2 separate regions of the Homo sapiens genome follow, and region 2 is linked to region 1. The links are chromatin loops, found by intact Hi-C in ENCODE. Cell type or tissue: heart right ventricle. All regions are shown on one strand. Links, peaks and the distances in the headings refer to the core of each region. The heading gives the core; the rest is flanking DNA. Region 1 holds the start of LOC105374467 (a long non-coding RNA gene). Region 2 has its middle 7.9 kb from the start of RMDN2.

Region 1 (8,340 bases), core at 326-8,325:
GGTCAGGCCCATTTGATATTTCCCTTGTGTGGAGTCCTCTAGCCATTGTCTATGTCACATCCGTTGCTACTTACCTATATTCCCTTTAGTATTGCCCCACACATGCAAATTGTGTTGACTCCTCAGGTAAGCCTAGGCTGCTCCAACGAAGGTGCATAGATAGGGCCAGGCAACCCTCATCTCATTGTGCCTTGCTTTATTGTTCTTTGCATATATCACGCTTTTTTTTAAAATGGAAAATTTGTGGCAACCCCGCCTCAAGCAAGTCTATTGGTATCATGCTTCCAACAACATGTGCTCAGTCTGTGCCTCTGTTTCATTTTGGTAATTCTTGCAGTATTTCAAACATCTTCTTTATTATTATATCAGTTATGATCATCTCTGGTCAGTGATATTTGATGTTACTATTGTAATTGGGGCACTACAAACTGTGCCCAAAGAAGATGACAAACTTAATTGATACATGTTGTGTGTGTTCCGAATGTTCCAACCACTGGCCTTCCCCCATCACTCTCCCTCTCCTCAGGCTTCCCTTTTCCCTGAGACACAACAACATTGAAATTAGGCCAATTAATAACTCTACGATGACCTCTAAGTGTTCAAGTGATGAAGGGGTGGCCTGCCCCTCCACACCTGTGGGTGCTTCTTGTCAGGTGGACGAGAGACTTGAGAAAAGAAAGAGACACAGAGACAAAGTATAGAGAAAGAAAAGTGGGTCGAGGGGACCGGCGCTCAGCATACGGAGGACCCACACCAGCACCAGTCTGTGAGTTCCCTTAGTATTTATTGATCATTATCGGGCGTTTCTCGGAGAAGGGGATGTCGCAGGACAATAGGGTAATAGTGGAGAGAGGGTCAGCAGGAAAACATGTGAACACATATCTCTGCATCATAAACAAGGTAAAGAAAAAAGTGCTGTGCTTTTGATGTGCGTATACATAAACATCTCAATGCCTTAAAGAGCAGTTTTGCTGCCAGCATGTCCCACCTCCAGCCTTAAGGCGGTTTTCTCGTATCTCAGTAGATGGAATATACAATCGGGTTTTACACCAAGACATTCCATTGCCCAGGGATGAGCAGGAGACAGATGCCTTCCCCTTATCTCAACTGCAAAGAGGCCTTCCTCTTTTACTAATCCTCCTCAGCACAGACCCTTTATGGGTGTCGGGTGTCGGGCTGGGGGACGGTCAGGTCTTTCCCTTCTCATGAGGCCATATTTCAGACTATCGCACGGGGAGAAACCTTGGACAATACCTGGTTTTCCTAGGCAGAGGTCCCTGCGGCCTTCTGCAGTGTATTGTGTCCCTGGGTACTTGAGAATAGGGAGTGGTGATGACTTTTAACAAGCATGCTGCCTTCAAGCATTTGTTTAACAAAGCACATCCCGCAGAGCCCTTAATCCATTAAACCTTGAGTTGACACAGCACATATTTCTGTGAGCACAGGGTTGGGAGTAGGGTTACAGATTAACAGCATCTCAAGGCAGAAGAATTTTTCTTAGTACTGAACAAAATGGAGTCTCTTAGGTCGACTTCTTTCTACATAGACACAGTAACAGTCTGATCTCTCTTTCTTTTCCCCACAAAGTGAGAGGAAGTGTCACATGTCTCTCACTTTAAATCACAAGCTACACATGATTAAGCCTAGTGAGGAAGGCATGTTGAAAGCTAAGATATGTCAAAAAGTAGGTCTCTTGCACCAGTTAGCCAAGTTGTGAATGCAAAGGAAAAAGTTGTTGAAGGAAAGAAAAAGTGCTACTCTAGTGAAGATACAAATGATAAGAAAGCAAAACAGCCTTACTGCTGATTCGAAGAAAGTTTGAGTAGTCTCGATAGAAGATTAAACCAGTCACAACATTTTCTTAAGCCAAAGCCTAATCCAGAGCAAGGCCCCAACTCTCTTCAATTCTGTGAAAGCTAAGAGGTGAAGAAGCTGTAGAAGAAAAGTTTGAAGCTAGCAGAAGTTGGTTGATGATATTTAAGGAAAGAAGCCATCTCTATTACATAACGTAAAATCAAGGTGATGCAGTAAGTGCTAAAGTAGAAGTGGCAACAGGTTATCCAAGAGATCTAGGAAAGATCACTGATGAAGGTGGCTACACTAAATGACAGATTTTCAGTGTAGATGAGATAGTCTTATATTGGAAGAAGATGCCATCTAGGACTTTCATAGCTAGAGAGAAATGAATCCCTGGTTTCAAAGCTTTAAAGGACAGGCTGACTTTCTCGTTGGGGTCTAATGCAGCCAGCAACTTGAAGTTGAAGCCAATGCTCATTTACCATTATGAAAATCCTGGCCGGGTGCAGTGGCTCATGCCTGTAATCCCAGCACTTTGGGAGGCCGAGGTGGGTGGATCACTTGAGGTCAGGAGGTCGAGACCAGCCTGACCAATGTGGGGAAACCCTGTCTCTATTAAAAATACAAAATTAGCCACGTGTGGTGGTGGGTGCCTGTAATCCCAGCTACTTGGGATTACAGGCAGAGGCAGGAGAATGCTTGAACCAGGGAGGTGGAGGTTGCAGTGAGCCGAGATGGTGCCATTGCACTCCAGTGTGACAGAGTGAGACTCTGTCTTAAAAAAAAAAAAAAAATCCTAAGGCCCCTAAGAATTATGCTAAATCTATTCTGCCTGTTTTCTGTAAGTGGAACAACAAAGCCTGGATGACAGCACCCCTGTTTACAGCATTATTTACTCAATATTTTAAACCCATTCTTGAGAATTACTGCTCAGAAAAAAGATTCCTTTGAAAATATTACTGCTCATTGGCAATGCACCTGGTCACCTGTGAGCTCTGATGGGCTTGTATAAGAATATGTATTAATATTGTTTTCATGTCTGCTAACACATCATCCATTCTGCAGTCCATGGGTCAAGGAGTCATTTCGACTTTCGAGTCTTATCATTTAAGAAATATACTTTGTAAGGTATAGCTGCCATAGATAATGATTCCTCTGATGGATCTGGGCAAAGTAAATTGAAAAACTTCTGGAAAGAACTCATCATTCTAGATACCATTAAGAACATTCGTGATTCATGGGAGGAGGTCAGTATATCAATATTAATAGGAATTTGGAAGAAGTTGATTCCAGTCCTCCTGGATGACGTTGAAGAGTTCAAGACTTCAGTGGTGGAAGTAGCTGCAGATGTGGAAATAGCAAGGTAACTAGAATGAGAAATGAAGCTTGAAGAAGTAATTGAATTGCTGCAATCTCATTATAAAACTTTAACAGATGAGGAGTTGCTTCTTGATGATAAACAAAGAAAGCGGTTCCTTGAGATGAAATCTATTCCTGGTGGGGAGGCTGTGAACATTGTTGAAATGACAATAAAGGATTTAGAATATTACATACACTTAGTTGATTAAAGCAGTGGCAGCATTTGAGAGGATTGACTCCGATTTTGAAAGTAGTTTTGCTGTGGGTAAATGTTATCAAATAGCATCACCTGTGACAGAAATCCTTCATTAAAGGGAAAATCCACTGATGCCACAGACTTCACTGTCTTTAAGAAATTGCCACAGCCACCTCAACCTTCTGCAACCACCACCCTGATCAGTCAGCAGCCATCAACATTAAGCAAGACCCTCCACCAGCAAAAAGACTCACCGAATGCGCAGATGATTGTTACCACTTTTTAGCAATAAAGTATTTGTTAGTTAACGTAAATCCATTTTTTTAGACATAATGCTATTTCACACTTAATAGACTACAGTATCATGTAAACATAACTGTATATGAATTAGGAAACAAAAAAATTTGTGTGACTCGCTTTATTGTGGTATTTGCTTTATTTCAGTTGTCTGGAATTAAACCCACCGTATCTCCAGGGTATGCCTGTATATGAAATGTTGAAATCTTGGCCCTCGCATGACTTCTTTCATATTCAATAAATGTACCCCCAATTAAATATGATGCCTATCTTCCAATCTGTGCCTTCACTAATCCTAGAGAGATGGAGATAATCACTGGAGGGCTGGCGGCTGCAGGGGTCACCTGAGGCAAGGGATGGGAGATGGCACGGGGAACTTTGCGTGATCTCTGCAAGTTCTGCCGTCTTGGAGACAATTGGATGGTTTTTTACCTTATGGCTTTCAGATTCTAAGCTCTCAAAAAGTTATTGCTTGACAGTCACATTTAGAAAATTTACGTATATCCTTAAGTCTGAATATTCTAATTAGTTTTTTCAGTCTAGTGGAATTATTAGAGGATAGCAAGTTTGAATTGCTGACAATGCATACTCGGTAAGCACCAAGTTATTTTCAGAAACATATGAACGTTGCAAAACATTTGCATTTTTTTCTTGGGCCTGTAAAACTTGGTATTATGCCTACTCAGTCTGTAAGCATACTTTACTTATCTGTATGCTCATTTGTTCAACACATTTATTGAGTGCCTACTATATCCCAGGTACTATGCTACATGGTGGGGACACAGTGGTGAAACACATGCTGTCTTTTTTGCCGTAGCCTTTACATTTTAGCGAGGGATGCCAAATAATCTTGTCTACCAATGCTAAATTAATAAGTCCTGTTATTTACCTAGAGTACAGCAGGGGGCAGATGAAGCCCATCTTTCAAAATCATTTGTGGTAGCTCAGCATATCTGATGTAGCTGATTGTAATTGTTACTTAGTCCAGCTTTCAAAGGAAACTAGGATCTGGTTTTGCATTTATGCTCATTCATTATCTCATTTTAGGTATCCCTGGGATCAAATCTGGGGAAAAACAATGAACTGCAGGTACATTTCATCTTTCAGAGTAAATATTTTTCTGAAACAGTTGCTAGGAGAGGTTGCTAAATAAAATAATTCTACTCTGTTTTTTTTTTTTTTTTTTTTTTTTGAGACAGGATCTCACTCCATCACCCAGGTTGGAGTGTAGTGGCGCAATCTCAGCTCACTGCAACCTCTGCCTCCCAGGTTCAAATGATTCTCCAGCCTCAGCCTCCTGAGTAGCTGGGACTACAGGTGTTTTATATTTTTTAGTAGAGATGGGGATTTCACCATGTTGGCCAGGCTTGTCTTGAACTCCTGACCTCAAGTGATCTGCCCGCCTCAGTTTCCCAAAGTGCTGGGATTACAGGTGTGAGCCACCGCAGCCTGGCCTACTCTGATTCTTTTCAAAAATAAAGACTATTAAATTGGTTTAATATTAATTTAATACTTTACATAAGTCTAAATTTTTATTTAGGTGTTCGCTTAAATTGAACTGCAGCCACATTTTTATTGTTGCTAAGAGTATGGATAAAGAAACCATCATTCTCATTAGCAAATCTTTCGTCTGTTTCAGCAATAAGAGCCCCCCCCAATACATTCTCAGACTTTGAGTGAATAAGGGGAAATTTTCAGAAACAGAGAGAAAGTAAAGGTGTGTGTGTGTGTGTGTGTGTGTGTGTGTGTGTTTTATATATTGTTATGTCCACAAGAATTTTGTCTGCGTGATGTTTGAAGGGGCAGGAGAGAGGAAGGTCCTGGGGATGCTGGTCTTGCATTTTGGGCAGAGACCTCAGAAGAATATTTCTAATTTTGGACTTTTTAATGCTATGTTAGATTTGCTGGGTGCTTTAAAGCAGTATTTATTTGAGGTATGAAGCTAGATGTTTGAATTTCTTTTGTGAAGGAAAATCTGAGCTAGAGAGAGAAGTCACCTAAGCAAACACCTTTTGTTAACCAGTGTCCTGCTGGGTCTTTTTTTAATCTAAGGTTTCCCTGGCCCTGCTGTTCTATTACTCTCTTAGAAACAATCACAAGAAAACTGTGCTTACTCTCTCAGATTATGACGTCGTAGGGAGCTAGTGGATGAGTACATGTGGAAGGTGAGGTTAAATCAATTTCTAGTGGATCTGGGATCCAGTCACATCTTGTTATTCTATCAAATTATTTATCTTCCCCACTACCTAGTCAGTTCTGTGGAACAGGGTCATTTTTCTTTTGCTCACCATTGACTTTCCTATGTCCATTATGTTTTCCATATACCAGTGCTTTAAGATCATAAATAACAGCCCTCCCATTGACCTCATTAAAAAAGTCTAGAGAGATTAAGAAACATGGATAACACCCGGCACGATTTATTTGGTAATTGTGTTTGAGTAGTGTGTGTGTGTGTGTGTGTGTGTGTGTGTGAGAGAGAGAGAGAGAGCGAGAGAGATTTCCGAGAGTTTTCCAATCATCTGTTCCTGATCCACCTATGAATGCGTTGAAATGAGGAGGTACCAAGTAGGAATAGCTAAGGGACTCTTTGGAATGCCTTCTAACTTGACCATCTAACATTGCAGATTGTTTGAATTAAAAGGCCCCTACCTTGCCCCAGCCATCAAATTCAATATTCCTGAAGGGAAGTCACCCATATTTTATTGGAACAGCCACTAAATCTTGAGGCAACTACTCCCTTATTACACAAGTCTCGTTTCTTTTTCTTTTTGGGGACAAAGGAGAGATGTTTTTTTTTGAGACTGACTTTCGCTCTTGTTGCCCAGGCTGGAGTGCAATGGCGCGATCTCCGCTCACTGAAACCTCCGCCTCCCCAGTTCAATTGATTCTCCTGCCTCAGCCTCCTGAGCAGCTGAGATTACAGGCATGTGCCACCACGCTTAGCTAATTTTTTTTTTTTTTTTTAGACGGAGTCTAGCTCTGTCGCCCAGGCTGGAGTGCAGTGGTGCAATCTAGGCTCACTGCAAGCTCTGCCTCCTGGGTTCACACCATTCTCCTGCCTTAGCCTCCGGAGTAGCTGGGACTACAGGTGCCTGCCACCACGCCCAGCTAATTTTTTGTATTTTTAGCAGAGACGGGGTTTCACTGTGTTAGACAGGATAGTCTCGATCTCCTGACCTCGTGATCCGCCTGCCTCAGCCACCCAAAGTGCTGGGATTTTAGGCGTGAGCCACCGCGCCCGGCAGATTTTTGTATTTTAGTAGAGACGAAGTTTCTCTATGTTGGCCAGGCTGGTCTCCAACTCCTGATCTCAGGTGATCTGCCTGAGATCAGTGACTTAAATAAATTTAGTGACTCGGCCTCCCAAAGCGCTGGGATTACAGGCGTGAGCCACTGCGCCCGGCCAAGGGGGAGATGTTTTAAAACTATTTCAGAAGTCAGAAAATAGTGTAATGACATTCATATGCCCACTGTCTAATAATTAATAAGTACTAATGTTTTGTCCTTTCAGCCTCAGCTACGCATCGCTGGGAAATAATTATTCATGGGTCTCCTACCGTTTTGTGCATCTGTGAGCGAAATACCGACTGTCCCTTATCCTGGACTATCTTTTCAAGGTTGTTAGTGTAGTAAATAACTTTGGAAGATGGAGACAGTGTTTCTCTTCAGAGTAAAGGGTAGGTTTGCTTACAACCTTGGAAGATAACAGTGTCTCTTTCTGGAGTGAAGAGTAGTTATGCTTCATGCTTATTATGAAACAGTCAGATTCCTAAGCTCAGGATGCCTCTCCTGTAATCCATCCTTCTGTGTGTGCAGGTGTCAGCTGTCTCTCTTCACATCGGCCTGGGGAGATAGGGCTTAGGAAATTGGTGCACAGATGCTGATATCTGACTACTGCTATTGCTGTGAGTAATAAATAGTCTTTTGTCTCTGATTTAGGAGTGTCGTGTCAGTATCCATGAAACAGTAGCGGGCTATTATTTAAACTATCCTAGGCCACAGGAAAATATGAAAAAAGCTCCAAATTTATTTTATAAAGCTAGAATAATTAATACTAAAGCATGATAAAGATAGAAAAAACTAGGCAACTTCATCTACAAATACAGAAGCAAAAATTCTAAGCAAAAATTAGTCAATAAATCCTATAGAAAATTGTAAAAATAATACATAGAAATTGAATCAAGTTTATTTTAGGTGTGTAAAGATAGTTTAAAATTAGAATATTTATCAGCAAAATATATCTACTAGGTTAACAGATGAAAAGAGAAAATAACTATTATAACAGTAAATTATAAAAGGCATTTCATAAAACTTAAAAATTACTAATAAAAACTTCATGTAAAATAGGAGAATAAAACTTTTTAAACATAATAATAACTATAGCAAGCTATGAAATACTGAAGCCATTTTAAAATCAGGAACAAGGGATTGCCTGCTATTACCATTATTATTATTCTTTTTTGGAGATGGAGTCTTGTTTTGTCGGCCAGGCTGGAGTGCAGTGGCACAATCTGGGCTTGCTGCAGCCTCCACCTCCTGGGTTCAAGCGATTCTCCTGCCTCAGCCTCCTGAGTAGCTGGGACTACAGGTGTGTACCACCACGCCCAGCTAATTTTTATATTTTTAGTAGAGACAGGGTTTTGCCATGTTGGCCAGGCTGGTCTCGAACTCTTGATCTCAGGTGATCTGAC
Region 2 (8,340 bases), core at 244-8,243, 360 kb after region 1:
ACTGCTTCTGTTAGAGGAGAAACTGAATTCTCAAATCTGATCATTTGCCCCATGGGGGGTTTTCTGCAGTTTACCACAACCTCTAATCCACAGAGTATAAAATTACTTTGTGTTTATGATATTCAGGTTAGGCTAGGAATAGAATTTGGGGAAAAGAGGAATATAATACTATGTCTGATGTAGTTTTAAAAAAATTAGGCAGTCTCTAGAACACAGGAAAATTACAAAAAAAATTTCTGAAAAGAAACTAACTTGGACTTTCTAAGGTAAAAATGTTTTATCTGAAAAAAGCATTAGGATAAGCTTATTAAATATTTCCATAGACTAAGTGATTAGTGCAATAAATTATTAATCACTTAAATCCAATAAAATGGTTGGCCTAATACTCCTATACTGAACAAATTAAAAATGGTATTTTAGGAAGATATGTATGAAAGAAAAATTAACAACGATATTTATGTTATGCTACTTAGCAGTTCAATGTTGAATCAATTTATTAAAAGTATACATACCTAATTAAGATATAGAATTCTTATTAGAAACTTTCTATTTCATTAGAAACATTAAGTTTTTGTTCCATGAAAAAAGTCATTTTCAAAAAGGCATGTACTAACCTTGCTCAGTGGTTTTCCGCAGTATTTCGGTGATGATTCAAGAAAAGAATGACGTTTCTTTAAAAATTGTGGAAGATTTTTTAAGTCACATTCCTCCACTGATTTTCCATGGCCTTTGTAAATAAAGCACAGCCTTGGATACAATCCAAAGTGGAACTTGACAGATTCAGAGGAAGAGTGGTTTTGCCCCTCCCTCTGCATTCTTTCTTCATCCTGGGAGATGATGTTCAGGGACACTGTTGACAGTATATACATCAACTTCACAAGCTAAGGTCAGTTTCACTGGCGCTAATTAAAAATAAAGGTGAATATTCATCATCATCAGACAAAATGTTGTTAACACGTGTACAAAAAGTTAAAATAACTGGATATGCTTAATTACATATAATAATTGGAAAAAAATTTCATTTTGGACTTGGGTGGTAAGTGGATTTTATACAATATTCTGCTGGGAAAAATTGGGGTTAGCAGTTTTCCAGACTTACTGTCTTCAGACTATACAAAGGAAAGTGATTTTCCCTTTCGGAGCAGACCCTTTTCAAGAAATTGTTCAGTAGACAGAGCCCCTGGGCATACAAATAAATAAACAGAGAGAATCTACTCTCATATATTGCAATAGAGACACATTAATTAACCAACCGTTGTTAGAACTTTTTGCATTTTATAAAAATTATACTCCTATCATTATTAAGACACATATTTGGACTCTCAGAGAAGACAGTCTAGAAGAAGATGAAAACTGAAACACTACTGTAATGATTTTAGAAGAAATCCAGACTAAAGAGAGTAACAAACCCATATGGATTGTGATCCAAAATAATTTTAATTTGATTGTTTGGGACATGGGACATATCATGAAAATTATGCTATAAATGGTGGTTAATTTCTGTGAGAAACCCATAAAACCCTTTATACCCTATGTGATAACATACAGTATGGTTTGGCACTGACTTCTAACTTAGACCTGCTGATGTCAGGAAATCAGTTATCTGTTGCTATGGCCTTGGCTGCTTCCACTTACAAAACAAAAGACTGAACTTGTCCCCGCCAACTGCTGCAGCTGATAACTGTCCAATGTCAAATGATCAGAAAATCCCCGCCCTCCAGCTATGACATCCACTTACCAGCTAGAGCAAAAAGAATCCTTCCTACCACCAGCCACAGGCTCTGCCAGGCTTCCAACAAGAAGAGAATGACCCATTCTGCCACAGCACTCTCTGGCTTTCTCACATGAGGCAAAGCAACCCTTAAGAAACAACTTCTTAAGGAAACAACAACAAAAAAGACAATTCTGACAGTAATGACTTCACATTTACTTCTCCTAGTATCATAAACCCCCCCTTTCTCAAACAAAAGGGTGCTGAGAGGAACCTTTCTTTGAGACATAATGAGCAGCCAGTCACTCATTGTACAAGAAGCATAACTCAAGGAGTATCTGTATTTAACAAATGAAAGACTGTTAATAAACTAATTTGAATAATTCAGATATTTACCTACAGAAATGCAGTAAGATTACAGAGTGACATTACAAAAGATCAAAAGATTTTCATAAAATATTTAACGGTGAGAATCCAACATTAGACATCAAGGCGCTTTGGGTATTTTCCTTTGCTAAATCTGTGCGATCATGAGATGTGGCCATAAATAGGCAGCATTATTTTCTCCCCTTTTAAAGAAGCAGAAACTGTAAAGATCTTTCATCAAGATAACACACTGTTAACATGGCTTAGATGAAAGTTTCGAAGGCATCTAACATCCAAATGAAAAATAAAAACTTCAGTTGATTCAAACATTTTAAAATACTTTGGTACCACCAATTATCATTCCTAAAAGAAACTTCCACTAACCCTGGCTCCCCTCTCATTTTAGGACTTCCTTATTTAACAACCTCCACTGGGAAAAACCTGCAGTGTCCTCTCACAGGCTTCACTTCCTGACTTCTATCCCATGTACCAACCTACTGCAGAAACCACTAAAACTTCTCTTTCCAAGGAGGGCAAAGGTTTCCTGGTTTCCCTTTTGATCTCTTTGGAACAGGGTTTCTCAACTTCAGTGCTATTGATTTTTTGGACAGAGAATTATTTGTTGTAGGGAGAATTCTACATTGTAGGATGTTTAGCAACATCTCTGGCCTCTGCAACTAACATATGTTAACATGTAATTTCACAGCATCTAAGCCCTTAATTAACACTAAACAGCACAAACACAGGTACATTCTTCTAGAGATTTAAAAAATGCTTCTATAGGCTTGTTAGGCAATGCCCAGCATTGAAAGAATATCCTATGAGATCTTAATTTCTAAAATTTGAATAATTTTTCTTAAAAGCACGGGCCATGTCTTACTCATTTTTCTACCCTCAGTACATATTATTCAGTAATGCATATCTTGAATGAATGGATTTACGGATAAATAAAAATATCTAGATATCTGAATTCTTCACTTTCAACCAGAGTTTTGGCAGGTTTTCTGTATGTGATCAGCCTATGTGATTGCTAGTTCTTTTTTTTAAATTGGCTAATGCCAAGTAAGATAGCTTACAGAGGAGAAAGACCTCTGTGAAGTTTGGTTGGGAGCATGGAATCGTAGAGAAACTGAGAAAGGAGAAATGAAGTTTCCAAAAATACTTGGAAACTTTTTACTTTACCTTGGAGACCTAAATTTTGTCTAAAGCTATTTCTGTTTTTCAAATTAGCTTTTCTTGTCAGAATTTACTATCTAATGTTTTGCATTATTTCTAAGTATACGTATGCTTTAAAATGTTTGTATCACTGGTTTTGCTTTGCAAGGCCTATTAAATCTCTTATGCGGCATTCGTAATTAAGATTGCAGAATGAAAGATGGAGGGGTTAAGTGCATATAAACTGACTGAATTATTGTCCATCAGTCTGTCAGAGATGTTTGAACCAGAGAGACTCCATCTTGAATAGGGGCTGGGTAAAATAAGGCTGAGACCTGCTCGGCTGGATTCCCAGGAGTTTAGGCATTCTTACTCACAGGATGAGATAGGAGGTCGCCACAAGATACAGGTCACAAAGACCTTGCTGATAAAACAAGTTGTGGTAAAGAAGCCAACTAAAACCCACCAAAACCAAGATGGTGACAAGAGTGACCTCTGGTATTCCTCCCTGCTCATTATATGCTAATTATAAAGCAATAGCATGTTAAAAGACACTCCCACCAGTGCCATGACAATTTACAAATGCCATGGTAATGTCAGGAAGTTACCCTATATGGTCTAAAAAGGGGAGGAACCCTCAGTTCTGAGAATTGCTCACCTCTTTCCCAGAAAACTCATGAATAATCCACCTCTTGTTTAGCATATCATCAAGAAGTAACCATAAGTATCTTTGGTGGAGCAACCCCATTGCTCTGCCTATGGAGTAGCCATTCTTTATGCCTTTACTTTCCTAATAAACTTGCTTTCACTTTATGGAGTCATCTGGAATTCTTTCTTGTGCAAGATCCAAGAACCTCTCTTGTCTGGATCCAGACGCCTTTCTAGTAACAAATCCATTCATTCAAGATACATAGATTCGCTGCCCACCAAACCTTCGGATTCTTAGTTCTGAGATGGGGCCCAGTAAATTGCAGTTTAAAAGAGTATTCTGAGTTGATGTTGCAAGGACCATCCTTTGGAAAGCATTGCATGTAGCGGTATAGGTGATCTTCTGATGAATTTCTAAAGAGCAAATGAGATGAGGCAGCATCATTCTTGAGGAACCACTGTTTAAATCTGTTCTTCATTTATTCATTCATTTTCGGAGTTTTATGCAAAACAAACTTCAAAGACCATGTTGAAAGGAACCAAATGAAATTGTAGTTTTGGAACTTTACTAGCCATTCTTGCAACTTTTCCTGCCAAAGAGAGGGAGAGCAGTGAGAAAAGAGATTCATTTTAGCATGATAGGAAACTGTCCCTGCTTTTCTCAAACCTCTTTGAGTAAGAGCATTCTTGGCTCTGGGTCCTGTTTGGCGTCTCTAAGAGCCCACATGTTCTAGCAAGACTTGGCAGCCTGCATCAGGCCATCATTATGAGCAACTCATACTCTTAAGAACTTGGCCAACAGGTTTATTGTTATAATCCAGATTAATCATTTGTGTCACAATTGTTCTGTGCTTGCCAAATTCCTTTTCCCCCAGGAGTTAATTCTCAGGATGTGTATGTCCACTGGACATAATCAAAGGTTTGATACATGAGGTATGAGAATGCTTTCTGTCTCCTCTATCAGACATAACAATTGCATTCATGGGCACTTGGAGTTCTCACAGTGCTTTCATGTGCTTGTGCTTGTCACCTCAACCTCTGAGGTAGGCAGAGGACATATTTTCATTCCCATTTTGCAAAGGAGGAAAGAGAATCTCAGTGGTTATGTAATGAGTGACTTGTCCAGGTCACACACTGCATAGAAGCTCAGAGCTCTTCGCTTACGATTTTCTCATCTCCCTGGCTCAAGCCTAGTTGCTAGTGTGCATTTCTGGTGCTCAAGATGGCAAGATTAGGCTTACACCGTGAGTGCACAGAAAGGTAAGAAAGTGCTAGTGCGAATTAATTTTTGATGTGCAAAAAAAAAAGAAGTTTTAAGTTTCTCCATGTGCATTATTTACTTTATTTAGTCGGAGAAGAAAATAAAAATATTAATGAATAAAAATGCTACCTTTTATTAATAAATGACTAACAAAACACTAATTGCTTGTAGAGATGCTGAGTTCTTTATGAAATATATCCCAAGTTTTGACCTTAAACAAATACTGATAAAGCACTTTCATTATCTTCATTTGGCATTGATTTCAAGTTTCAGATTATTTCCAGTGGTTTTCTGGAAAACGCAGCGTGTTCACCTCTTTGCTGTCGTGTTCTGTAGTGTGTTTGCAAATTCACAGACTTGGAATTAGAACCTACGGAGGTCACTTAGATTTTCAAAGACCTTCTTATGACATTTGAAGTATTCCTAGTGTTCTGCAAATAAAGTGAGAGGCCTTGTAGGGTGTGGCTATGCTTGTGACCTTTGTTAGTACAACTTGGAAGAAAACCCACCACACTTGTACCCAGGTAGAATAAGCATTTACACTTTCAAATGACAGCTTAAAATAACTGACAAGGAAAATTTAAGTTTGCAAGTTCAAAGCCCTTGAGCAACTGGAAATTTACTTTTCAAAATATAGTGTCGATTTCAAATAATTATTGTCACAAAAAGTCAGAGCCTCTTGAAGCATATCTCAGACATAAAAGAATAATAAAATTTGGCAGCTTTTGAACTTACACCATAACCAGTTAAGATAGGTCCACATTAGTTCTAGTAATCACTGAGAAACCATACTCAAGATTTCAACTCAAAGAGAACAGGCTCTTTGTACTTGCTATTTATCCAGAACACTAGGACATGGTTTTAGGCACATATTAGACTGACTTTCTGAGATCATCTAGTAGTAGATCATTGAAGTAAATCACATGGGGAATGATTATTAAGAATTGTGGTAGAAAAAAAGAAAAGCGTGGAGACTGAAAATCTAGTTGGAGATGGGAGTCACAAGAAATAATACAGAGGCTGCCCATCCTTGTTTATATGTATGTTTACAGTATCTAAATAACTGTGATAAGTGAGTCGTTTATTTGATCTGCCATCATACTATGCAGAAGCCATCTAAGCTGGGCGCGGTGGCTCACGCCTGTAATCCCAGCACTTTGGGAGGACAAGGCAGGTGGATCACGAGGTCAGGAGTTCAAGACCAGCCTGGCCAAGATGGTGAAACCCCATCTCTAGTAAAAATACAAAAATTAGCTGGGTATGGTGGCGGGCACCTCTAATCCTAGCTACTCAGGGGGCTGAGGCAGAGAATTGCTTGAACCTAGGAGGCAGAGGTTGTAGTGAGCCAAGATCACGCCACTGCACTCCAGCCTGGGCCACAGGCAGAGACTCCAACTCAAAAAAAAAAAAAAAAAAAGCCATCTAAAAACACTGCAAACAGGGTGTCAGAGAAACCTGTATCAGAAGCAGAACTAGAATTGGAGACAAGTCACTGAGGGGATCTTACCAAAAGGATGGTACTGAGCAGATAGAGAAAAAGAGTATAGGGATCCTGAACCCCCAGAAAGAGCAAAGATGCTAAAGGAGTCCATTCTTGTTTTTCCTGGGATTGATTATGCTACCCTTAGCTGAAAACAAGAACTGCTAAATAACCAGCCCGTAAGTTGAAAGAACAACACCTACTTCCCTATGGGCTTGTGGAGACGGGTCATCTCAGCAACTGCCAGCAGACCCCTTCCCCAATAACACACACTCCAACTTGGTTCTCAGGTCTGTGCAGGAAGAAATAACCCCCTAGTAGAGGGCAGTGCTTATAAAAGAGAAGCTAGCTGCCCTCTTCTACCTGTGGGGCTTGTGAAGAGTTGGGTGTTTGCCCAGAGAATTGCTGATAGTGCAAGAAAGAAGGGGATCTATCCTCTACATCTCCTGTCGGAGGCCTGCGGAGTCAGGGCTCGCTCTCCTGCACCTAGGCCTTGTAGTCTAGGAAGCGCCCTGGGGAGAATGGCAAGTAGTGTGACCAAGTGGAGAGAGTAATGTTCCCAAGAAATACTGAAGATAGATCTTATCAGTACCCACACTCACAAGGGTGGTAGATGTGACTGAGGGCTGCAGAAATGCTGGGGGGCCATTATAGGGAGGGGGGGAAGGGCATGTGCAGTCACAAAAGTGTGGCTTTTTGCCTTCCCCTGGGTGGTGATTGAAAAGGTTTGAAAGAGATTGCCATTGCTTAGGAGTGCTATTTTGGATGTGTCCACACTGTCAGGGCCACTTGTACCCTCCACCTGTCCACACCCAGGGTACAAGGATTCCATGAATTAGATCAGCTGTGCTGACTAAGAGAAAGGATACAGGACCTGAATGCCCCCACTGACCACCTCCATCCCCAACTCTTCAGGTTAAGGGGAGCATCGCAACCAACCAGAAACAGGGCACCCGGCATGCCCTGGGCAGCCACCTGAGGAACCGTCTTTTCTCCTTCTCCTCCTACCTGCACTGATAGCAGAGGAGCAGGAAAGGGAGAAGGTGAAGACAGTGAAGATGGAGAGGAGTGATGGAGAATATGGCTAACCTGATCTAGAGTGAGGGGAGAGAGCTGCTGAACTGGAGATTGAGATGATTGAGATGCTGACTGGGCTACATTTCCATACATTTCCTGACTGGAGTCAGGCTGACACATGGTCAAGGAAACCCACCATGCAGTAGGAAAAGGGAATTTGATAGAGCATAATTGACAGCAGTTTGGAGAAATAAATTCATTCCATGTGTTTATTAGGATTCTCTAAAGGGACAGAACTAATAGGATATATGTATAAATGAAGGGGAGTTTATTAGAAGAATTGACTCACATGATCACAAGGTGAAGTCCCACGATAGGCCATTTGCAAGCTGAAGAGCAAAGAAGCCAGCCCAAGTCCCAAAACCTAAAAAGCAGGGAGGGTGACAGTGCAGCCTTCAGTCTGTGGCCAAAGGCCTGAGAGCCCCTGGCAAATCACTGGTGTTAAGTCCAAGAGTCCAAAAGCTGAAGAACTTGGAGTCTGATATTCGAGGGCAGGAAGCATCCAGCATGGGAGAAAGAGGAAGGCCAGAAGACTCAGCAAGTCAAGTCTTTCCACCTTCTTCTGCCTGCTTTATTCTAGCCGTGCTGGTAGCTGATTAGATGGTGCCCACCCAGATTGAGGGTGAGTCTGCCTTTCCCGGT

What was found. A loop is a pair of places that touch in the nucleus more often than their neighbours do. Peaks named below come from ENCODE experiments on the same cell type or tissue, not always from the same donor. Only the 100,000 strongest peaks of a DNase experiment are listed, where the experiment ranks them.
Region 2: a loop joins it to region 1, with 3 times the contacts of the local background. A loop is called at or near these places in 3 of 110 quality-filtered maps.

What each region holds. Positions count from the first base shown.
Region 1 is chr2:38,271,028-38,279,367 of GRCh38, reverse strand. LOC105374467 (a long non-coding RNA gene) reads left to right here and starts at 7,165. Exons shown (of 3, transcript XR_939973.1): 1 at 7,165-7,326; 2 at 7,466-7,554. RefSeq lists enhancers at 350-1,333, 1,334-2,317. In heart right ventricle, for the core only: a CTCF peak has its summit at 4,552 (motif pointing right); no DNase peak of the experiment used is centred there.
Region 2 is chr2:37,913,228-37,921,567 of GRCh38, reverse strand. It overlaps a transcript of RMDN2 not described here. Among named protein-coding and RNA genes, the nearest start is that of RMDN2, 7.9 kb to the left of the region's middle. In heart right ventricle, for the core only: no CTCF peak of the experiment used is centred there; DNase peaks (open chromatin) are centred at 1,709 and 4,607; H3K27ac peaks cover 836 bases.